Regions from separate parts of the Homo sapiens genome. Here region 2 is linked to region 1. The links are chromatin loops, found by intact Hi-C in ENCODE. Cell type or tissue: spleen. All regions are shown on one strand. Each heading gives the region's core, and the rest is flanking DNA. Links, peaks and the distances in the headings are about the cores only. Region 1 holds the start of LOC124907962 (a long non-coding RNA gene). Region 2 has its middle 13 kb from the start of SPATS2L.

Region 1 (12,167 bases), core at 4,636-7,135:
TGAGACTGTGATTCCCAGGAGTTTCTCATTCAAGTCCATACTCAGCCTCCAACAAAATTTATCAAATTTACTGTGTAAAGGTTCTGTCTACTTTATGGCTTGAGTACCTTCTGCTTCAGGTAAGAAGCTCTTGGCTATGTTTCTCTGGATGAACCTGTCTCCCAGATTTTGGGGAGAAGGGTTGCCCTATAACCTCAGTTCTCTGATGTGTCCAATAAGAGTCATTGATTTTCAGTTTTCCAGCTTCTTCTTGCTGTAAGGATGAGAGTGATGATTCAGGCTGTTAACACGTCAGAACTAAAACTGGAAATCACATTTATATATTTTCATCCAACAACTACAAAATACACTTTCATTTCTAGTACACATGGAAGATAGACCATGGCAGTACATTTAAAGGATTGAAATAATACAGAGTATTTTCTATGATCAAAATAGAATTAAGTTAGAAATCAATAATAAAAATTGATACATGAAAAATCTACAGTATTTGGAAACTAACACTAACTTCTGAATAACCCATAAGTCAAAGAAGAATCAAAGGGAAATGAGAAAATGTTCATGAAATTAAAATGACACAACAACATATCAAAATGCATGGAATAAAACAAAAGTAGGGCTAAGGGAGTGTATTAGTTAACTACTATTGTATAATAACTTTGCCAAAAATATAGCTATTTAAAACAATATATAGTTATTATCTCACAGTTTCTGTGGGTCAGCAGTGTGGGCATGACATAGCTGGCCTCTGCTCCAGGGTGTCACAAAGCAGCAATTAAGGTGTTAGCCATGGCTGCTGTCTCAGCTAAAGACTTGACTGGAGAAGAATTTACTTCCAAACTCATGCAGTTTTTAGCAGGATTCAGGTCCTTCCCATAAAGAAAACTCAAGGCCCAGATGGCTTAACTGGTAAATTATATCTTTAAAGGGGAAATAATGCCAATCTTACATAAGTCCTTTCAGAAAATAGATGAGAAAACAATACTTCCCAACTTTGTTGTGAAGCCAGAATAACCCTAAAACCAAAACTGGCAAGTACATTACAAGAAAAGAAGTAACAGAGAAGTAAGTTTTAACAAAATATTAACACTATAACTCTAGCAATGTGCACATAGGGTAATACAGCACAACCAAGTGGGGTTTATCCCAGGGATTCAAGGTCAATTTAATGTAAAAGTGTAACTCGTCGTGAGGTGTGGTGGTTCATGCCTGTACTCCCAGCACTTTTGGAGGCCAAGGCAGGAGGGTTGCTTGAGCCCAGGAGTTTGAGATCAGCTTGGGCAACATAGGGAGATCCTATCTCTACAAATAATTTAAAATTAGCTGAGCATGGTGGCACACACCTGTAGTCTCAGCTACTCGGGATGCTGAGGCAGGAGGAACACTTGAGCCCAGGAGTTCAAGGCTGCAGTGAGCCGTGATCTCACTACTGCACTCCAGCCTGGGCGACAGACCAAGACTCTGTCTCAAAAAAAAAAAAAAAGTTCATCACATTAACAGAATAAAGGAGAATCACCATGTAACCTTCTTCATAGATATAGAACAATAATTTAACAAAATTCAACTCCTTTGTAGTAAAATCTCTCCGGAAATATAAATAGAAGGAAACTTTAATAATCTGACATGAAAACTCTATGGCTACAAAAGACTTAATAGTGAAATTTTGGATACTATCCTTCTAAGTTCAGAAATAACAAAAAACAGTTTGTTCTTATCACTTGCATTCAGCATTGCACTGGAAGTCCCAGCCAATACTACAACATGGCAAGAGAATAAAATAAAATGCATAAATATTGGGAACGAATAAGTAAAACTCTTTATTCACAAATGATATGATTATATACCTAGAAAATGCAAAAGAATCTACAAAACTCTTCTAGGTCTCACAAGCGAAGTCAGCAACAAACAACTGGAAGATAACATTTTTTAAATGATGGATAGTAGCAATCAAGAAACATAAAATACCTAGGAATAAATTTAATGACAGATACACGTTTGCTAGACTGACGACTATAAAACATTGGTGAGAGAAAGAAAATCTAAATAAATGGAGAGCCATACCATTTTCACAGATTGAAAGATTCAATATTGTGAAGATATCAATTATCCCTTGTAGTAGTTTCTTATGGTTGTTTAATAATTTACCAAAAGTTTAGTCAGTTGAAATAATACAAACTCCTTATTTTACAGCTCGGTAGATCAGGGAGTCAGATGTGGGTCTCACTGGGCTAACATAAAGGTGTCAAGACTCTATTCCTTCTGGAGGCTCTGGGGAAGAATCCATTTCCTTGTCTTTTCCATCTTCTAGAGGCCACCCACTCTCCTTGGCTCATGGCCTCTTCCTCTGTTTTGAAACGTCAACAACAGCATGTCAAGTTTTTTTTGTATTGCATCATTCTGACTTCTTTTTCTGCACCCCTTTTCCATAGCTAAGGACTGCTGTGATCACACTGGCCCCATCCAGATAAGCCGGGATAGCCTCCCTATTTTAAGGTTAATTGGGTGGCAAACTTAACTACATCTGCAACCTTAATTTCCCTTTGCCACATAGCCTAACTTATTTACAAGTTCCAAGGATTAGAATATGAACGTCTTTGGCAGGGGGTGAGGGGAAGGGAAAAATTATTCTGCCTGCCATTTTCCTCAAATGATCTGTAAATTCAATACAATTCCAACAAAATACTGGCATATCCTTTTGTAGAAATTGACATGCTGATACTAAAATGTACGATGAATACTAAACAACTTAGAACACTTGACCCTTGTGCAACATGAGGGTTAGGGGCACCAACCCCCATGCACTTAAAAATTTGCATATAACTTTTGACTCTCAAAAAATTTAACTACTAACTGGAAGCCTTACTGATAATAGTCAATTAACACTTATTTTGTTTGTTATATGTACTATAAGAAACTGTATTCTTACAATAAAGTAAGCTAGAGAAAAAATGCTATTAAGAAAATCATAAGGAAGAGGTAATACATTTACAGTACACATGGTATTTATTGATACTGTAAGTTTGCATTGTCTGTTTACAGGATTGATTGTCTGTCTGAAATAGTGGGTGACCATAGCTGCAGACCTCAATCTATGGTACATATCAAGCAATTCGACTTTCTATTGTAGTGTGATAATTTTTCTCTGCTTCTTGGGAGTGCTTCCAGCATCACTAGTGGCACTTTGTATGGGTCCCATGGTGTTACTCAAGGTCTATGCTGTTGCACTTAACTCATTGAAAAATATGCAAGAACTGAGAGAAATCACTTTCCACTGCAATTTGCAATATACTGAAGAGACAAACTGCTCATGTGGAGATGATTAGCATCACATGGCATTTTAAGCAGATACTTGCAACATTTGAGCTCATGGAAATAGCAACAGGAGGTAGCTATGAAATTATGACAGTAGTACAATATGTACAACAGTGAATTTTATGTAGTTGTGATTCAATACTGCATCTTTACATTTGTGTACATTTCTCTGGACTGTGAGTGGCACCATCTATGATCTGTAAATGCTTATATGCATAAGTTTTGATAAATTCTAACTTTCTAGAAAAGATCTATGTGTATTTTATGGTAGTAAAGGATAAAATAGGTTAGTATCTATGTATGTTTTATGCCTTCATGACATATCTAACTTTTTCTTAATTTGGGGGGTATTTCTAGGCTACGTGGTTCTTTTGTAAGTTTTTTCAAATTGTCACAAATCTCCAAAAAAATTTTCAATGTATTTATTGAAAACAAATTCATGTTTAGGTGTACCTGTGCAGTTTAAATCCATGTTGTTCAAGCATCAAAGGTACTAAACAATCTTGAAAAGGGTAACCAAATCTGGCAGGCATACACTACCTAATTGCAATATTGTCAATAAAGCCACAGTGATTAAGAGAATGTAATACTGGTATCAGAATAGACTAATAGATCAATAACAAATGGTGCTGGAACATTTGGATATCCATATGGGAAAAAGAAGGACCATGATGAATACCTTACATTCCCAAAAATTAACTCAAGATGGATTGCACACTTAAACTTAAAAGCTATACTATAAAGTCCCTAAAAGAAGACACAGGAAAATATCTTTGTGACCTTGTGATAGGCAAAGTTGTCTTAAAATGTGAGAAGACCTAATTCTAAAGGAAAAAAATTGATAAACTAATAAACTGGATACAATTTTTAAATTCTGCTTATCAAAAGACACTATAAAGAAAATGAAATCTGAATAATAAACTTGGAGAAATATTTGCAATACATGTATCTAACCATCATGAGTGCATGTTGCATCACCGAGACCCCTCTCTGAGACTAGAGGATTATGTAATGAGCTGCTTAGAAAATTGTTGGCTGACAGCTCTCAGTTGACAACTCTCTTCAAGAATTGCCTAGGCTGAAGATGTCACACCTCCTTTTGGGGGTAGTCCACATCTAATATCTTACTGACTCAGGAGTGTAAATGTTTGGTCCTGCACTGCAACTTAGGAAAATTCTGAAGGCCCACCAGGTTCAGAATTTCCTATGTTGTGACTACACAGGTGGCCAGTTTCTCCCTTTAACAATCTTCCTTTTTCCTACGGATGTTGATCCCAAGAGCACTCCCTAATACTTCTCATACATTTGCCTCTCCATCTGCTTCCTAAGAAACCCATTCTGAGAAGCATTGACAAAAAACATGTGTCCCTGATAGATAAGTTACTCCTACAAATCAATAATTTTAAAGTAAAACAACCAAAGTTTTAAAATGGGCAAAATACTTAAATAAATACTTCACAATAAGGGATATACAAATGGTTAATAAACTCATGAAAAGATTGTCAAGATTATTAATCAACAAGGAAATGCAAATCAAAACTACAATGAGAATACCCACACACCCATTAGAATAACTGAAAAATAAAAGTATTAACAATACCAAGTGTGGGAGATAACATGGAGCAACTGGATCTTTCATACATGGCTAATGGGATTGTGAATTGATGCAATCACTTTGGAAAACTACTTGAATGTTTTACAATGTTCACAATATACCTACCTCATAATCCAGCAATTCCACACTTAGATATTTACCTACAAGAAATGAAAACATTTATCCATGAAAAGATTTAAACAAGAATGTTCATTACTGCTTCACTTATTAATTTAAAAATAACAAAATTAACCATCAACAAAAGGATAGATAAAGAAATTGTGGCATTTTCATGCAATGGAATACCACATAGCAATAAAAAGAAGGAACTACTGATAGATGCAACAACATGAATGAATCTCAAAAACACTCTGTTAAGTGAAAGACGCTAGACTCCCCAGAATGACATACTGTGTGTTCAGTAACAGGGGAAATTAACATATGAAGGTAGAAATCAGAGCAGTGATTTCCTGAAGAGGAGGGGCTATAGACCTTGAAGAGAACTTTCCAGGGTAAGAATTTTCTAGGGTGATGGCAATGTTCTATAACTTAATTGGAATATTGATTTACAGGGTCATATATTTGTCAAAATTCATCAAACCGTACACTTGAGATCTGTGCAGTTTACTATGAGAGGGAAGATACTGTTTGACAAAAGAATGTAAACAGAAAACTGCTAATAAAACATCAGTAAGACAAGAGAATAGTGGTGGGAGACATTCAGAGAAACATGCTCTGTTTCTTGGCCAGTTCCAAGGCTCCTAACATATCTGCTTTCCCTGGAGAGCCTGTTAATAGATACTTGCTATGAAATTCAAGCACACATGAAAATTCAGAACGTGTTCATCTTTATCAACGGTAATAGTTTTGAGGGCAAAACATGCAGTCAAGTGTAGTGCTGCACTTAGAAGTGCCTACCCAGCCACAAAATGCAGGGTTGAAGCCCAGCTCTGCCTCTGTTTATGAGATCTAGACCAGTTAGTTATCCTCTCATCTGTAAAATGGGGATAATGATAATAATTGCATCCACTTAGTGGGGCCACCTTGAGGATTAAATGACTTAACACATGCAAGCCTCCTAAAAAGTGTTTGCCATATAATAAGTGCTTGATAACTGTTAATATCGTATGAATTCTAAAGTGCATCCTCCTGCATGGATTTGCTATTGTGCAAGTTTAAAGATATCGAAGCAGAAAAGGATATATAGATCTTTGAAAACTTGAATCTGCTTGTATATTTCTCTGAAAATGTCACTGGCACTGTTGTGGCAACCCAGCAGTGATGGTTTCTATTCAGGGAAGAGGCAGTTCTGAATTCAATAAGGTTTTTTGCAGAGAATCAAGAGGCTGTGGGTTCTGGTCAAGATTTCACTGTAGTGTCTACCAAAGTGGGGTGGTAAAGGACCTATTGTGGCTAAAATCATTTCTTCCCACACCAATGATTACAAAGTTAACAGCTACAGTTAACTGGCTGTAGCTGCAACTGTGGCTGCTTGCTTTCTTCAAATTATGTAAACTACAACCAGCCAGAATACTAGTGAAATATTGAATAGTACTTTTGCTTTTATTGGTTTATCCTTTATTCAATCAAAGTCTGTGAACATCTTCATTTCACTTCAGATTTTAGCAAAGATATCCATTAATTAGACCTCAAAATAACTACATTTCTACAAACTAAATTGAGTTAGCCAGCTTATATTATCGGCAATAGTTTTTTAGTCTGAAATAAATATATGGTACCATCCCAAAAATCTGATGTAGTTTTCTTGAAAAAATTTCAATTTCCTAGTAGTATACAGCAATCCAGAGATGTTACTTACTGATATAGAGCTGCTGTATAATGTATCTTATTGAATCAGAATTATTTCCCAGTTGATTATTGGATGCATAAATCCAACCAAAATTATCACCTATCAACCTGAAAACATTAAACTTACAAAGCCAAATGGATCATCTGGCAAATCATAAATATGGCCATGGCATCCAAGTACACATCAGCACTCTGTTGTCTTGAGTCTAGACTTGGGGGAAACATTAACTCTTTCAGGTGGCCAGTAGAGTAGGGCAGCTGCATTCTCCTAGAAACAACTCCATATAATTAGGTTTAGGAAGCCAAACTGCCCTTCACATCTGAAAAGGCACCCTTCCAAGCAGTACATAGCAAAAAGTCTCCTTCAGTTTTCCTGTCCTCTCTCCCCAGGAGCCAGTGACCTCCAGAACTGCAGACAAAGCAGCTTTTGCTGCATTTAAAACAAACAAATAGCACAGGAAGGTGACTCAGTGTGATCAAGAGAATATTAGGCTGTTCTCACTGATCATAAGAATGTAAAGTTGAAACCTCATTAATATGCTGTTCCTGCTTTCCTCCTGAGAGAAAGTTGAATCTGGCGTTACCAGAAGGCAGAGCCATTTCAGGGTGAAGCAAAGTGGGCTTTTGTTTCATTTTGTTTTTGTTTTAGAGTGGCTTGTTGAGTCCTCTATCATTCCTCTCCTCTCTATGCCCTATTGTGATTTTCTGTCCTGTACATACACTTACATAGAGAGTAACCAAACATCTTATGTATTTCTAGACACTTCTTTCAAATATGTTATTTCCTCCATAAGCATACTCATATCTATCAGATCATGTTGCCTACTTTTTAATTTGAAAACCAAGGTCACCAAGATGCCCATGATGAAAACACTGCCCCATTCTATACTGAGTGTCTGTCTTCATTCCCTTATCATTAAGCGTGGCAGACATTTTGCTACATTGGTATTCTCTGCCATTGTCTGCATGTTAGTTAACATTCTTTTGGTTCCAAGTGTTAGAAACAGTCTGGCTAAGTTAAGTTAAAAAGGTAACTTATTGAAAGGACGCAGAGGCAGCTCCCAAATCTGGGGATGAGGGGAACAGCCAAGTCTGCTGGCTGAAACCTCAGCAGCAGGAATCCGTGGACTTTCTCTCTAGAGTGCTGCCTTTGATGTGCTTCAGCTCCGAGTAATCCCATCTTTGTGAGTCTTGGTTCAAAATTCCAAATTGGAGATTCCAGAGAGAATCTGATTTGCTCAGCTCAGAACAGGTGTTCACCGCTGTGTCAATCGGCTAGTGACAGAGGTGAAACCCCCTCAGTAAGATATGGCTGCTGAGGATCTCTCCTTTGCCTGTCTGGGGCAGGTCCCCTTCAAGCAAAGTGACACCAACAGGCATTTAAGCTCAGGAACCCCTCTTTGTATATTGCTTTGAATAGAACCATGCCTCGAAGCATTTCTTTAATACTTTGCCATAATACTTCCAACAATGGTTAGGAGTATTGTCTCTTCATCCCAAAAGAAAGGCATGTTTTTAAGTCTAAATATTCCCATGGCTTTGAAAACATCATTTGGCTCATCTTGAAGTGGTAGAGAGAGTGCTGGGCTAACAATGGGTTACAATAGACCTACTGAGCATGCCTGACCAAGTTTTGAAAAAGAAAACTTCCATAATCAAGTAAGATACATCCATCTACCAAAAAACATAATTTAGGGTGGAAGAAAGAAGGGCTCTTTTAAAATGCCAACCGGTTAGTTTATGGCCTGTATCAGTGCTGCAGTGATGGAAAAGGAAGGTGTCAAAAAAGTAAAATAGCTGATTTACTATCTACAAAAGATTAACAGCTTGCTAGGCCTGGGTGAGTATGGAAGTAGCAGCGAGTGAAATGTTCCCATTGGAGACACACTGATGAAAAGGAGCTGGGTGAGCAGATTGACCAGCTTCTTTTTGTGGTGAGGAAAAAGTTGCCATCCATCATGATTGAACTCTTCATTCTAGGGAAGTGTTTGGAAATCCAGATTGTTTAAGGTTCATTTCCACAAACTGAGATAAACAAATTATTCTGGGACTAAATAATAAGCAAATTCCTACTTTCTGTCTAAATGAGGGATATCACTGACCATCAGTCTCCTTTGAGGATTTATTCAAGTCGCCCTTTTTGGAGTAGGTGACACCAACATGCCCAGGAGGCTATAGTTTGGTAAAGGCAAGCCTCAGTAGAGTTGATACGGCCAAACTGTGGGTCAAACCAAGGAAACAAGATGTTGGCTGGGACTGGAGGCAAGCCAGTTTCAGAGCCAGAGTTACATTTTCTGGGCCATCTGTCCGAATGCTGGGAGAGGACATCTGGGAATTGCAGCTTCTTCTGGTTGGAAGCAAGAGGTTGAGAATCGGCATCTGGGACAACACCACCATTCAACCCTCCCAACCAAGCCTAAGCCCAGAGCTGGAGCGTGAGGCACTGAGCATAGGACAGTGTTTCCATATGTTCGGAACCCAAGGCCATTGACTGGAATAATCTGAGGAAGTCATAAATACGTAGATAAATTCTAGCACATGTCAAAATAAAAACTAATAAGCAAATGTTTTTCTAAAGTCATGAAAAAGAAAATCACATTCTTTATTAGTGTGCTGTCAAAACCTGTCAGTCTTATCTGGTTTTTAAGCATATAAGATACAGAATCTATTTTCCAATATCGAATCCATCTTTCTTTTACCAATGACCCTGGGCATGAGTTCATGTAATGGTTTAGTCTTGCTCATGTTTAACCTGCACTCCTCCGGCCTCTGAAAAAATTCTATCCTGATAAGCTTGTATTAGGGCAGTGCTTCTAAACCCTATCAGACCTAATGTCCCCTTTTAGAGCACATATTGTACAATACCTTCTTTATTATCTTGAGATTAAAATCACAGATGATATATCTTACCTTCAAACATAATGTTTTAAAAATCAATATAATGCCATAACTGTAATTTAAATAAGAAATAAAAGGAACATAATGTATAATAAAATAACATATCAATATGGAGAAGCTCAGACATGGCTTCATTAGAAGACAGAATGAAGAAGTCAGATGTTTGTGCCTCTATGTAGAGTTACTATGATTGCAACAGCTAAAAATGCCAACAGACAGAGGTGCAGTGTTGGCAGCTCAAGTGCCCCAAGCAATATCGTTGCCAGTGATACAATTTTCTGAAGTGGCTAACAACACTTGGTTAAGTTCCCAACAAAGCAAAGTATAATCTTCCCTCCACTCACATGGTAGTTGCACTCATGGAAAATTCAGTATATATTTAAACTGTACCCAAGATAGTCTGTGTTTATATAAAAATCGAGTTAGGCTTTAAGCTTAGATAATTGCAGACAGGTTTTTCACCTACATTGCTGTCTTCTGGGACATCTAAAAGTCATGGCAATCATGCATCAATTATTCACTGTGCAAGATCATCCAGCACATTGCAGTACATAGAGAATCCTTGACACTTACCTAACTGATGGCAATTACAGCCCTCAAACACTGTGAAAATCAAAATGTCTCCCCCATATTTCCAAGTGGCCCTTAAGGGAAGGTGTATCCCTGACAGCCACTGTATTAGGGCATCTTACTACAACTGAAAATATAAGGATCATTTAATTAGCCCTTTTTGCAGTATGAAGATACTATATTGTTGAAAACCAAAGTCATGCACCAAACTATACAGGCCAAACCTACCAGGTTGTAATCAAAAGCTCAGGATGGAAAGCGTTCACACATTTTAGGTTGCCTCATCCAGTAGAGAGATTACAAACATGGTATCAAATCCTAATCTGCCCTATACCTGTAACCTTCTAGAATACTATGTGTCTGCAGAATAAACATTTAGTATTAACTATCTGTGACTTATGTATTATCTAAGTGTTAAGCCCTTTTCTAATGTATCTTATATTTTGTCACAGGAACTCATATAAGACAATGGACTGTGAACTACTCCCAGGCAGTAGAACCATATCCTAATCAAGAACATTTGCTGCCTCCAGGCAAGGGGGTCTTGGCAACATGTACCTAGTTAAATTTCAGAATTGCTATGACCCAGTGACTTCTCTTTGCCTCCTCTCTATAAATGAGAGTGTTGGTTTGGCTCATCCTTTCCCTATATCACATTGAAGGAAGGTATTTATAAGTGGGGAGAGGGGATGGCAATAACTTGTCTTTTTAGTTTATAGGTTTCCAGATCAAGAGGAGTTGCACTTGAAGAGTGAAACCTCATCTGCAGTTGGACCTGATTTGGAGAATGAAATCATGGCCATCAAGTCTGCTGCCATAATAAGATGAGATTTTTGATGGACCTGAAAAGACTGCAGTAGATTTGCAAGGGGGGAAAAAAAAAGAAATGAAAAGCCACAATTTCTTTGAATTTCCTCCCATTGCCATTTGGTCCTGTGACCTGCATTTGTCAATGGGACATTAGCAAATGTGATGCAAAGAGACATTTGAAACACGTGCACATTGGGGTTCAGAATTGCTGCTTGGAAACTATGCAAGCAAGCTTGAACTAGCCTCTTAGAGGAAAAGAAGATGTGGAAGCAGGCCACGGCCACCCATCCTGCCCTCAAGCGGATTGCAACCACATGAGTAAGCCTGGGTCAGACCAGCAGAACTGCCCATATGAGTACAGCCCAAAGGGCCAACTTACAGAATCATAAGCCAATCAATGATTATTTTAATCAGTACATTTTGGGGATTGGTTTGTTACACAGCATAAATTAACTGCTACCGTAACTCTACAGCACTTTAGGGATAGCAACCTCAGCACCATGAAGAGTCAGAGGGAAGTTCCTGGTGAGTCCTACAAAGACTCATTATCTGACTCACTGGAGATATCAAAGATACCAGCTTATGAGAAGGAACACTGGCGACTCTGATTACTGACTTATTTTATACATCCAACATTTGCACATAAAGTTTCCAATCTTGCTAAGTTATCAGTTTCTGAAACTGCCTGAGAAAAAGGTAACTGCATGGTCTACTACACCTACCTGACATTTTTAGGCAGTTTTTCTCACTTTAATTTTACCTTTGGCTTATGAAATCTTATATAATGGATCAGTTGTGCTCCATAAAAGCCTTGGAATTTTATCAAATTGCATGTTGTTAGTTGACCCCTGTGCATCTCTCTCCATTATCCTGGCCCACTGCAAGGAACGTGCGATTAAATGTCATTAACCAACCAGAACTAAAGAAGCTTCATAAATAGACATGCTAACCTTTGACCAAACGCAGTTCATAAACTCTTTCAGGAAAGAAATGCTGGAGATTTCTTATAGCATTTCTGTTTCTGAGTTAAATTGGGACTATGTGGAGTGGAAAGGGTACTAAACTCGGAGTTAAAAGGCCTAGCTTCTTGTTTAGATCCTTCCTTCTCTTTACTGGGAGATCTTGGAGTTATTTAACCTCACTAAGCCTTGGTTTTCTCATCTGCTAATGGAAA
Region 2 (12,167 bases), core at 3,626-6,125, 290 kb before region 1:
TGTCATAGACTCAAATTCAGTATTTAAAGAGAAACCTTTGAATTCATCTGGGTCACAGCATAAGAACAAGCTGCAGGCAGATGCAGGCATGTTTCTGGTTAGTCGTGCTCTGAGTGCTTTTGCCCAAATTTTCCCAAATGTGGGACTGGCCTTGCCTAGTGTGGTATCTGAAGCTTGGGATATGCTTGTGACACTGAGATGGCATATTAGTTTGCTAGGGATGTTGTAATAAAAACCCACAAACTGAGTGGCTTAAACAATAGGAATATATTGTCTTACAGTTCTGGAGGCTGAAAGTTGTCTCACAGTTCTGGAGGCTGAAAATACGGGCAGGGTTGGTTTGTTCTGAGAACTGTGAAGGAAAGGTCTCTCATAGCTTACAGATGCCCATGTTCTCCCTGTGTCTGTTCACATCATCTTCCCTCTACATATGTCTGTCTCTATGTCCAAATTTCCCCCTTTTCATAGGACATCAGTTATATTGAATTAGGGCCCACCCCAAGGACCTCATTTTAAAGACCCTATCTCCAAATAAGGTCATTCTGAAGTACTAGGGGTTAGAACTCCAACAGATCTTTTTTGGGATGGCACAATTCAGCCATTAACAGATGGCATAATAATTAATTGTAAAAGTGGGATTAGAGCCAGGGCTTCTGACTGGCTCCCTAGCATTCTTGATCAGACTATATTACCTCTACATTCCAGGGTCTCTTCGCTGCTCCTTTCCGCATGTTCCTATTGATTCCTGTGCATTGCTCTATCACAATAACTAGGTAACTGTATATTGGCCTCCTTTGTGGGACTTATGCGCTCCCTGAGCAGGGACTGTGTTCTTTGGTCCTGGTGTCTAGCACAGTGACTGGCCCAGAAAAAGTGAATGAATGGATAGTGATATAATAGGTGTTTTTTAAAAATATTCCCACTGTCATTTGTCTTCCTGATTGCACAACTAAATGTGAGTCTAGACTCACCCCTGTGACACAAAATGACATGCAACTTGAAACTTAAAAAAATACTTATTAAAATACTTATTATATACATTGTGGTGCATTGTAGGCAGCAGCTTTTAAATAAGAAGGTGGAATAAGAAAGTCCAAGACAGAAAGGATCTTTATATTCAGCTTCTTCATAAATGAAGCCAGTTCAGCCAAAGGATATTGTGCTCTACTTACGCTAGTAATGAACTTTAGATTTAAAGTCTAAGTTAAAAATTACTGTTAGAGAAAGTGAAAATACTTTTGTGGAGATTATTCTGTGGCTAACAAATAGGATTCATGGGGAAGGCCTATGGGAGCTGTGTGTTTGTAAAACCTGCAGAAGACAAGTCAGGAGGGCAACTTAATAACAGTTCAAGCGAAAACACAGGGATGTTTATGAGTGAGCTCTTCTGTCTCCGCTGAAGACAGAACGAGAATAGTTTATGCTACCACATGCACGGGTTCAGTTGACTATGAGGTAAGAATTTCCCAGTAGAATATTAAATATCAGGATGGCTTGAATTCCAATGCAAGCTGTGGTTTTACATCTTTCTACCATTTAAATGAAATCTCCTAAAAGATATTGAGCCAACCTCTTTCACACTTACTAGCCCAAGACCGTGGAAAAGTTACATCATTTCTATTGAGGGTCAGTTTCCTTACTCATAAAATGGGCTTAATGATAAGGTTAGAGGAGATTGCATGTACAGCCTATAGCACAGTTCCTGGTACAATAAAACTGCTTCAAAAATAATATCAAGGATGAAGATGAGAGCAAATGTTCATTAATTATTTACTACATGCTAACCACCGTTCTGAGCATTTAATGTGTTTTTTCATTTTAATTTCACAGTCATCGTGTGAGATAGATGCTTTTATTTCCACTTTACAGATGAGAAAACTAAGGCACAGAGAGATTAAGCAATTTGCCCCAAATCACAGGGCTAAGTGGCAAAGTTCTAATACGACCCAATTAGTCTGCCTCCACAGCATGTGCTCTAGTCTATAATATTAGCAACCGCTACATGTTTTTAAACAAAGAAATATTAGCTTCTTAATGTAATCAAAAATTGGCATAGTCTAGTGGTTCCCAGGCTTTCATAATCTTTTTTATTATTTTTCTTCCATGAGTTGAATGATTTTGTTTACTAAAATACTGTAATTATAAGTAATAATTAATTCATTTTTCATTGTTATTAATCGAAGACACGTGGAACGGAGGTCCTGATCAATAAGAGGTAATGGCATGATGTGAATTGATACAATTCCTGTCAAAGGCAAAGCATCTTGACGTTTTGGTTGGCTCATGCAGCTTGATTATTGCACAGCTTGCACCAGGCTTTCTGAAATACCTGTAATCATTAATTGGTCATCTTTCACCCAATATTAACTTCACAGAAGTTAATATTCTGTGATGAGTCATCTCTGATGTTGATCAATAAATTCCTTCTACTGAAATACCAGGATGTAGGTTTTTCCCCAGCAAATGATTCCTCCATATGATTACATGTGTTCTGAAGGCAGACAGATGGACTACATTAGCAGTTCTCAAATAGCGTGGTCAGCAGTCTTGGAAAAGTCTTTAGGGTCCAGGATGTATTTTCAAAATATATATTCCATTATGAAATGTTGAATCACTGGCTATAGCTGAGTGTGGAAGGGTTATCTGTAAGCTGGAGGCTAAGGTAGGCTGAAGAGATAAGGATCTGGGATGAGAAGTGTCGTGTGGGTGTGTGTGTGTGTGTGTGCGTGCGCGCGCATTCAGGGGGTAATGACGGGGTGAAACAAGCAATGGCGTGCTGGTAGACACCCTTTCGGGAAAAAAGAAAGCCCTGATTAATAGTGTTTGCCAATTTCCATGTGGTACATACTCCCACCATGGCTAATTTCAAGCTACCAACACTTTAACAAGTTATATTTTTATAATTATTTTGTTTTTAACAAACAGCTCTCCCAAGCCAATACAAGCCTGCTCTAACGAACCACTAGAAGTAAACAAACTTGTTTATCGTCAGTCTCAGGGTAAAGCCTGGAAATGCTACTAATGAAAATAGGTGTCTGATAGACCAAGTGAAGGAGAAAGTCAAGAAAACATAATTTCAAGAGGACTTTGAAGACTGAAGACTTACAGTCAGAAAATGATTCTGAGGCAAGAAGTCTACCAAGAGGAGAAATGTATGAAGGTTGCAATCCAGTTATCAAGTTGAGAATGAAAATCTTAAGTACAGGGCGTATTCTAGAAATCATGACTGAATAGACAAGGGAGGAGAAGAGAGGAAGATGCTGCAGTTCAAGCAGGGTAAGGAGCTCTTGCCCAGGAGTAGATGTGTTTCAACCAGATGAACTAATGACTAATTGTCCTGGCCCCTTTTCCACACTTACCTCTTGTGTAATATGCTTATCTCCCCCTCCCCAGGGGAACTGTAAGCATCTTTGGCAGTACTAGAAAGTACTGTTTACCAGGAATTAATAGACAAAGTAATCTGAGCCTGGTGTCAACAGCCTGGAAGGTCAATAAGGAGAAATCAAGCAATTGAACAATTATGTCGATAAACATAGCAATAGAAACATTTGAAGCAGACTGTGTTTGGAGGCCCAGGTGAGTGGTCAGCAGGCAGGCAGATGTAGAGAAATCTATCAGGAGATATCAAGTCAGAGAGATAAGACAGGACACTGGTTCAGGGAAAGAAGGAGGATATAATGAAAATGGCAAGTTTCTAAGCTGAATAATTCTGTTAGAGGCTGCTAGTTCCCCACCCAAAATCTACTGTTTCCTTTTTACTTAGAACCCTGGTTTCATTCTGTTAGCACAGCAAAGTTTGGCCATATGACTAATTTTTAGCCAATGAAATACAAGTGTAAGTTTCTAGATGGAAATCTCTGGAACGTTCTGTAAAAAGAGGACAAATGACTGCTTTATGCCTTTTGCCTGCTTTCCCCCTTTCTCCAGTTTTTTCCTTGGAAGACAACCCTGATGGCTGGAGCTTCAACAGACAATTTGGGCCAGGAGGCAAGCTTGAAAATGAAAACAAAGGCCAGGAGTGGTGGCTTACACCTGTAATCCCAGTGCTTTGGGAGACTGAGGCAGGAGGATCACTTGAGGCCAGGTTACAAAAAGTTAAATTAATTAGTTGGGTATGGTGGTGTGCACCTCTGGTCCTAGCCACTCAGGAGGCTGAGGCAAGAGGATTGCTTGCAGGACTTCGAGGCTATAATGAGCTGTGATTGCAGCACTACACTCCAGCCTGGGTGACAGAGCGAGACCCTGACAAGAGAGAAAGAAAGAAAGAGGGAGGGAGAGAAAGAAAGGAAAGAATGGGAGGAAGGGAGGAAGGAAGGAAGGAAGGAAGGAAGGGAGGGAGAAAATAGAAACCAGTGCTAAGGCTGGTGTTCCAGTAAGAACCCATCTTGGTCTCTGACTACTGAGGAGCCATTGAACAGTCTGGGACTATCTACTTTGGATGCTTTTTATGTGACAGAAAAACTTTTATTTAAACCACTGTTATTTCCTACTTTGGTTACAAGCAGCCAATTGGAATTCCTGTCTGATGTAGCCAGGTAACAAATCAGGCACTGAGGAATAGGAAGCAGAGAAGGGGATTATGTTTCAAGAATTCTAGTACAAGGCAGGGAGAAAGAAAGAAGCCTAGTTGCTAGGACCAGAACATAAGATGAAAACCACACTAGCAACACTCCTCAAAGCCTAGTTCACTGAAAGAGAGAGCTACTCAAATCCAAATCCAAAACGCTTCCACCAGCATTCTCTTTTCCCAATAAGCCACAGGCAGAACAGCCATGGCCTACAGAAAGCAGCCAAATGCCTGCAGCTGTGAGCAGGTGTAAGATGGCTGTAAGGGCCATCTCAGGGGAGGGGACCAGGTAGGTCATTATATCAAAGAGCGAATGAACTGCATCTGCAGCCATGGACATAAAGGAGCAAATATTTCAGAGATATTTTAGTGTCATTCTCATTGGGGAAATTAATAGCATCTGGCTAAGAAGCCTGGTGATCATACTCTAGGCCCTTCCTGTTCTAGCACTCTAAACTTCCCCCTCCTATCAGGACCAGATTCCTGGGTGCATGAAGATGACAGGAGAGGAAAGAGTGTAAAGAAGTGGAAGTGGTGGACAGGGACCACTCTTTCTGGCAACTTGAAGGGGAGAGGTGGAACTGGAAAGGAATAAGGGGCTCAGGGACTTGAGTGAAGGAGAAAGAGGATAATGGAGCGATGACTGCCATGCATTTTGATCAAAATTAGGAGACTATGATTGTGTTCACATGGGGGAAAAGAGAGCAGAGAATTGAGAGACAGAAGTCTAGACACATGAACATCATCTTTTCAATGCTCTGGTGTGCTGTAATGTCCTGTCTGAGAAGGAATAATTCAAATATCCAACTGTTTCTTTTCTGCTTCCTTTACAATAACCAACATGCAAAGCAAGAATATTAGTGTACCAGTGTTTGGCTTCCTCAATGCAGTGACACAAAAAGTGCTCTCACCAAGGCCACTGGAGACATAATTGCTAAATTCGATTGACACTGTTCACTCCTTATCTTTGGCATCCCTCCTGAGTCATTTGACACTGTCCTCCTTTTGAGAATGCTCTACTCCTTGTGCTGCTGCTCTGAGTTCCCATCCAAACTTTCCGCTTATTTCTTTTCAGTCTCAGACTGGCTTATCTTCCCTCTCCTGCCTCTTGAATGTTGGTGTTTCTAGTGTCTGTCCTCAGTTCTTTCCACTTCTCAATCTAGAATCTATTTCTAGGCATATCTTTCATGCAAGTTATTTCATTAACTCTGTATCCCTGTAACTCTAATGTCTATATTTTCAGATCAAAAATCTGTCCTGAGCTCTAAACTTCTATATCCTAAATCTACACACACACAGCTCCAGTCCCACAAGTCCAAAATTTGAGCCCTCCGAACTCTGAAAGCCTTTGAAGGTTAGGAGTTACATTTCATATCTTCTTAAAGAATAGCTTCAGTGCTTGGGAACATTCAGGAAATATTGTCAAATTACAACATGGCTGGATATTTTCAAAAAATATATACTTAAATTTCATTTATTTAATATTTTATAGAAGTATAATTGACTAACAATAAATTGCACATATTTAAAGTGTACAATTGCATAAGTGTTGACATATATATATGCCTTTTAAACTTTCATCACAGTCAAGATAGGGAACATAGTTATAACCCCTAAAAGTTTTCTCTTTGTGTCCCTTTGTAATCCCATCCTCATTTACTTCCCTCCCGATCCGGAGACCTTCCCTCACCCAACATTCTGCCAGGTAACCACTGATCTAGTTTCCGTCAGGGTAGATTAATTTCAATTTTATAAAATTTTATATAAATGGACTCATTTTATATGTTCTTTTTGGGGAGGGGACTGGCTTCTTTTACTCTGCATAATTATTTTAAGAATTATCCACATTGCTTTAGGTATCAATAGTTCATTCCTTTTTATTGCTAAGTAGTATGCTATTGTAATGGCATACCACACTTTATTTATTCATTCACCTGTGGATGGAGACATGTGTTGTTTCCAGTTTTTAGCTATTATAAACAAAGCTGCTGTATCTGCAGAAAAGTCTTTGTGGGAACATATGCTTTCCCTGTGCTTGGGTAAATTAAGAATGGAATGATTGGATTATATGGTAGGTATATGTTTAACTTTATAAGAAACTTTTTCCACAGTTCAACTATTTTACATTCACACGGCATTCTATGAGCGTTTTGTTCCTCTACATCCTCACCGACACTTGATATGGTCAGTCATTTTAATCATTCTAAATAGGTGTAAAGTGGTAACTCATAGGAGCTTTAATTAGCATTTTCCTAGTGACTAATTACTAATTATGCTGAGGATATTTCTATATGCTTAAATGTCATCCGTATCTAACTCTGAATTGGTACATTAGAGAATCTTCAGGGTTATTCATGAACCATCTTTTCTGTATAAATATCTTCTCTGGTGAAATGTCTGTTCATTTCTTTTGCCCATTTAAAAAATGTGTTATTTTCTTATTACTGAGTTTTGAGAGTTCTTTATATATTCAGAATACAGGTTTTCTATCAGATATATGATTTATGAATATTTTCTCCCAGTCTGTGGCTTGTGTGTTCATTCTTTTAACTGTGTCTTTTGAAAAGCAGAAGTTTTAAATTTTAATGGAGTCAAATTTGTTCTTTTATGGATTGTGCTTTTGGTATCTTATCCAAGAAATCCTTGCCAACCAAAGGTCACAAATACTTTCTTCTATGTTTGTTTCCAGATATTTTATAATTTTAGATTTTATATTTAGGTCTACAATCCATTTTGAGTTATATTTTATATATGGTAGCAGTTATGAAGTGTTTTTTTGTATATGGACATTTAATTTGTTGAAACATATATTTTAAAAATTATAAGAAAGTCTCTTCTTGCTGTGAATAGGTAGAGGCTTTACTTTAAAATTTTTAAAGATTAATATGCCAACAGCCCAAACGAATTGCTTGCCTAATTCTTTTTTGTTTTTGTTTTTGTTCTTTTGAGACGGAGTCTCGCTCTGTCGCCCAGGCTGGAGTGTAGTGGAACGATCTCGGCTCACCGCAAGCTCCGCCTCCCAGGTCCACGCCATTCTCCTGCCTCAGCCCCCCTAGTAGCTGGGACTATAGGTGCCCGCCACCACGCCCGGCTAATTTTCTTTTTTTTTTCTTTCTTTTTTTTTTTTTTTTTTGTATTTTTAGTAGAGACGGGGTTTCACCGTGTTAGGCAGGATGGTCTCCATCTCCTGACCTCGTGATCCACCCGCCTCGGCCTCACAAAGTGCTCAGATTACAGGCGTGAGCCACCGCGCCCGGCCACTTAATTCTTAAAAATACATTCTTTACTTATTCTAATTTTGAAGTGTCTCATTAACTTTCTTATTTTTATAGTAGAGGAATAAGTCAACACCCTTGCTTTTCTGCTCCGATGGTTTACTGTCTTATCCAATTTGAGTTCTATAAGCTTGCTTTGATCCAGATAGCTCCTGGGCGTTCAGTAGGGTTGTGGGGAGGAGGAATGGGAGGCAGGGTAGGTATGAACTATGGATGAACGTGCCTAATTGACACCTTAGAATGCTCCTAACTCTAAATTCATACATTAGGGAAAATTCAGGGTTATTTCATGAAGCATCTTTTCTGTATAAATTTTGGCCCTAGCAAGAATAGAATACCTTTAACAATATGTGTATATCTGTGTGATTTAGTAGGAAGTTGAAAGAGGATGGCTGATTACAGATCTTTTTAATTTCAATTTATTAAAGAGAGAATTCCTGGATTAGATTTATGTTCCTTCCTTGGAGTGGCCCACCAGAATTTAAACGAAAATGTCTCAGGTAACTGGAGTCGTCTGAGAAGTCCTGAAGCCATTCTTAGGCCAGGGATAGCAAATGGACATTCTCAGCCTGCTCAGTTCAGCCCAGGGACAACTTATTATTGGCAGTGGGAAGTATCCACTTGGCAATTTTTTGGGGGAGGTTGTAGGGGCAGAGTCTTGCTCTGTCACTCAGGCTGGAGTGCAGTGGCACAAACACAGTTCATTGCAGCCTGGACCTCCTGGGCTCAAGCAATCCTCTCACCTCAGCCTCCCCAGTAGCTGGGACTGTAGGCATGAGCCACCATGCCTGGCTGATTTTCTGTAGAGATGGGGTTTCACCAGGTTGCCCAGACTGGTCTCAAACTCCTGAACTCAAGCGATCCTCCCACCTCAGCCTCCCAAAATTCTGGGATTACAGGCGTGAACCAGGATGCCCAGCCCACACTTGGCAAATTTTTTAATGAGATACATTTGCCATTAACCTCCCAATTCTCTTTTTCTTCACTTCCTTTTCTGGTGGTTTCTTCTTCTTAGGTAGCCAAGCTCTCATGCTTTCACCCTTCCTCAAATCTGCCCAGGAATGATGATTATGTCTGAAAGTATCATCTTAACATGTTAGTGGAGGGCCAAGGCTTACTTTCTAATAGTGGAATGCCAGGGCTCAATAAAACAATGCTTGCAGAGGTCTGTTTTTGGGTAGCTATTTAGGCTAAGAACTGAATACATATGGACATATGTGTTGTTTCTAAGCATCCATTCTCTATCTCGTTCTCTACAGCCACCAACATCTTTGGGTACCCATATACTTTTATAAAAGCTGAGCCCACATTTAGCTTCAGGTGTGGAATATTGACAAATTAGCTCCTTCAATGTTCCTAGCCTCTGAGATTGATTCATGGATGGGGAATGTGACCTAAATTGGTTTGATGAGAGTGCATCTCAAGACTAGTTCAGAAACTATCAGAAATTTATTCTCTACCCCTCCAAACAGTGGATTGTAAAATTGTAAGGGCTGAAACTGCTGCCACAAGAGGAGAGCATCTATTTGGAACTTGGAAATGAAGCCAACACTGCAGATGGCAGAAAGGATAGACAGTGAGAAAAGTCCTTGGTGATATCATTGAATTGCCAGGTCAAACTTTGGTGGAATACTTCAAGACCGTTCAATTGTGTGATGCAGTAAGTTTCCCTTTTTAAAAATGCCTTGTCACTTAACTGAAAGAAAAAACTGGGCTTTTTAAGGTTACAAGGAACTGAGATAGTTTCTGGTCTCCTCAGGTTTATCAGGATATATCAGAAAGTCTCAGCAAGTCTCATGAAAAATTGAAAATTGATTCAAGAAACAGTTGAGGGCCAGGTGCTGTGGCTCATGCCTGTAATCCCAGCAGTGTGGGAGGCTGAGGCGGGTGAATCACTTGAGGTCAGGAGTTCAAGACCAGCCAGGCCAACATGGTAAAACCCTATCTCTACTAAACATACAAAAAATTAGCCAGGCATGGTGGTGCATGCCTGTAGTCCCAGTTACTCAGGAGGTTGAGGCAGAAGAATAGCTTGAAGCCAGGAGGCGGAAGTTCCAGTGAGCTGAGATCATGCCACTGCACTCCAGCCTGGGCAACAGAGCTAGACTCTGTCTCAAGAAAAAAAAAAAAAAGTTTGAGATTTAGCAAATCTATTTTGTATTAATCTCTTCAGAAGTTAGCGTCTAATCTTACTCCAGTGCTCTAATACGTTGGCAATTTAACTGCTGTCTTCTCTAAATGCTACTAGTTACCTGGCTGTCTTACACTCTCTCACATCCAAATTTTAGTTTAGTCAGTCAGTTAAAATTCCAGGGCAACACGTGTGCTTGACAATCCCTCTAAAACCTTGTTGGCAAACATAGATATCTGCCTGCTTAATTCCACTCTGGATATTCCTAGGATAAGGAGATCAATGATAAAAACGCATGGTAATGAGGGATAAGGAAGTCTTCAGCAGCAGGCAAGAAGTGTGGAAGTCACTCAAGAGCTTTCTTAGAAGGGAGTCTACTAGGCACCGTGTATATATCCTGTCCAAGACAGTATGCTTTCTGGAATCCCTATACTTACAATGAGAAGCATGAGAAGACTGAAGGATCTAGGAAGCTGAGTCAACAGGGATCTGAACATGTGTCTATAGGAACTACTGGAATGAACCTGTTGGCAGTTCCTATGTAATCATGTAATAAAAATGCTAAAAGGTGATTTTGGCAAATATAACATGAGACTCTAAATGTCAAGGTGATGTGTGTGGGGTCCCTACAGTGTCTCCTGCAATCATATCAACCGGCTTCCTTTCCTTTGGCTTCTGGTTGGATTCTGCCAAGAGAGAAACCTGGTGAGAAATGGGAGAGATGGAGGAGAATGCTGTTAGACTGTTTATTTCCCTGGCTCTCTTCCTACTGGATTGCCTCAGGCTGGCTGACGCAACCTTGACCAGATCACATTCTGAAGATCACAACCATGTGTGCTGCAAAAGTCTCTCCTTCTAGGTTGTGGTAGCCTCTCCTTGCCCTCTGCTGTTACCAGCTCTGTTCTGGCACCATCTCTATTGGTTCTCCTATAACCTGATTACAACCTAATAAACAGTGCCCTTCTTTTTGGCCAAGTCTAATTTATCGTTTTCCCCAAATCAGTTACTGCTTCTGTGTCCTAAAAAAATGTTGCCATCTCACACCAGTCAGAATGGCTATTATTAAAAAGTCAAAAAATAACAGATGTTGTTGAGGTTGTGGAGAATAAGGAATGCTTATACACTGTTAGTGGGAGTGTAAATTAGTTCAACCATTGTGGAAGACAGTGTGGTGATTTCTCAAAGACCTAAAAACAGAATACCATTCAACCCTGCAATCCCATTGCTTGGTATATACCCAAAGGAATATAAATCATTCCATTATAAAGACACATGTGCGTGTATGTTCACTGCAGCACTATTCACAATAGCAAAGACATGGAATCAACCCAAATGCCCATCAATGATAGACTGGATAAAGAAAATGTGGTACATATACACCATGGAATACTATGCAGCCATAAAAAAGAATGGGGTAATGTCCTTTGCAGGGACACGGATGGAGCTGGAAGCCATTATCCTTAGTAAATTAATGTAGGAACAGAAAACTAAATACTGCATGTTCTTACTTAGAAGTGGGAGCTAAATGATGAGAACACATGGGCACACAGAGGGGAACAACACACTTTAGGGCCTATCAGAGGGTGGAGGGTGGAAGAGGTAGAGGATCAGGAAAAATAACTAATGGGTATCAGGGTGAAGACCTGGGTGATGAAATAATCTGTACAACAAAACCCCATGACACAAGTTTACCTATGTACCTGCACATGTACCCCTGAGCTTAAAATAAAAGTTAAAAAAAAATGATGTTGCTTGTCTCCAAGTCATAAAGCTATTCGCCTAAGTTCTCTTCTAAAAGAGTTATGGTTTCAGATTTATATTTAAGTCTCTGTTCATTGCAAATTAATTGTTGTGTACAGTGTGAGCTATGGGTCAAAGACTCTTCTCCCCCATATGGATATCCAGTTATTCCAGTGCCGTTTATTGAAAAGACTCCTTTCACTTTTAAATTGATGTTATTGATGTGGTTAGATTTATTTCTACCATTTTGGTATTCTTTTCTGTTTGTCCCCTCTGTTGATTTGTTTATTCTTCTTTTATGCCTTTTTTGGGATCAACTGAATGTATTTTAGAATTCCATTTCAATCTATCAATAGGCTGTTTAGCTATACCTCTTAGCATCATACATTTTATTAATTGCTCCAAGAATGACAATATCTATGCTTAACTTTTTATGGTCCACTTAGAGATATTA

The links. A loop is a pair of places that touch in the nucleus more often than their neighbours do. Peaks named below come from ENCODE experiments on the same cell type or tissue, not always from the same donor. Only the 100,000 strongest peaks of a DNase experiment are listed, where the experiment ranks them.
Region 2: it touches region 1 in a loop (2.3-fold over the local background); 3 of 110 quality-filtered maps call a loop at or near these places.

The regions. Positions count from the first base shown.
Region 1 is chr2:199,998,643-200,010,809 of GRCh38, reverse strand. LOC124906112 (a long non-coding RNA gene) reads left to right here. Exons shown (of 3, transcript XR_007088012.1): 2 at 1-119. It overlaps LOC124907962 (a long non-coding RNA gene), which reads right to left and starts at 5,163. Exons shown (of 2, transcript XR_007088035.1): 1 at 5,033-5,163; 2 at 1-253. RefSeq lists a silencer at 668-825. In spleen, for the core only: no CTCF peak of the experiment used is centred there; no DNase peak of the experiment used is centred there; H3K27ac peaks cover 384 bases.
Region 2 is chr2:200,287,473-200,299,639 of GRCh38, reverse strand. No RefSeq gene overlaps it. Among named protein-coding and RNA genes, the nearest start is that of SPATS2L, 13 kb to the left of the region's middle. In spleen, for the core only: no CTCF peak of the experiment used is centred there; no DNase peak of the experiment used is centred there.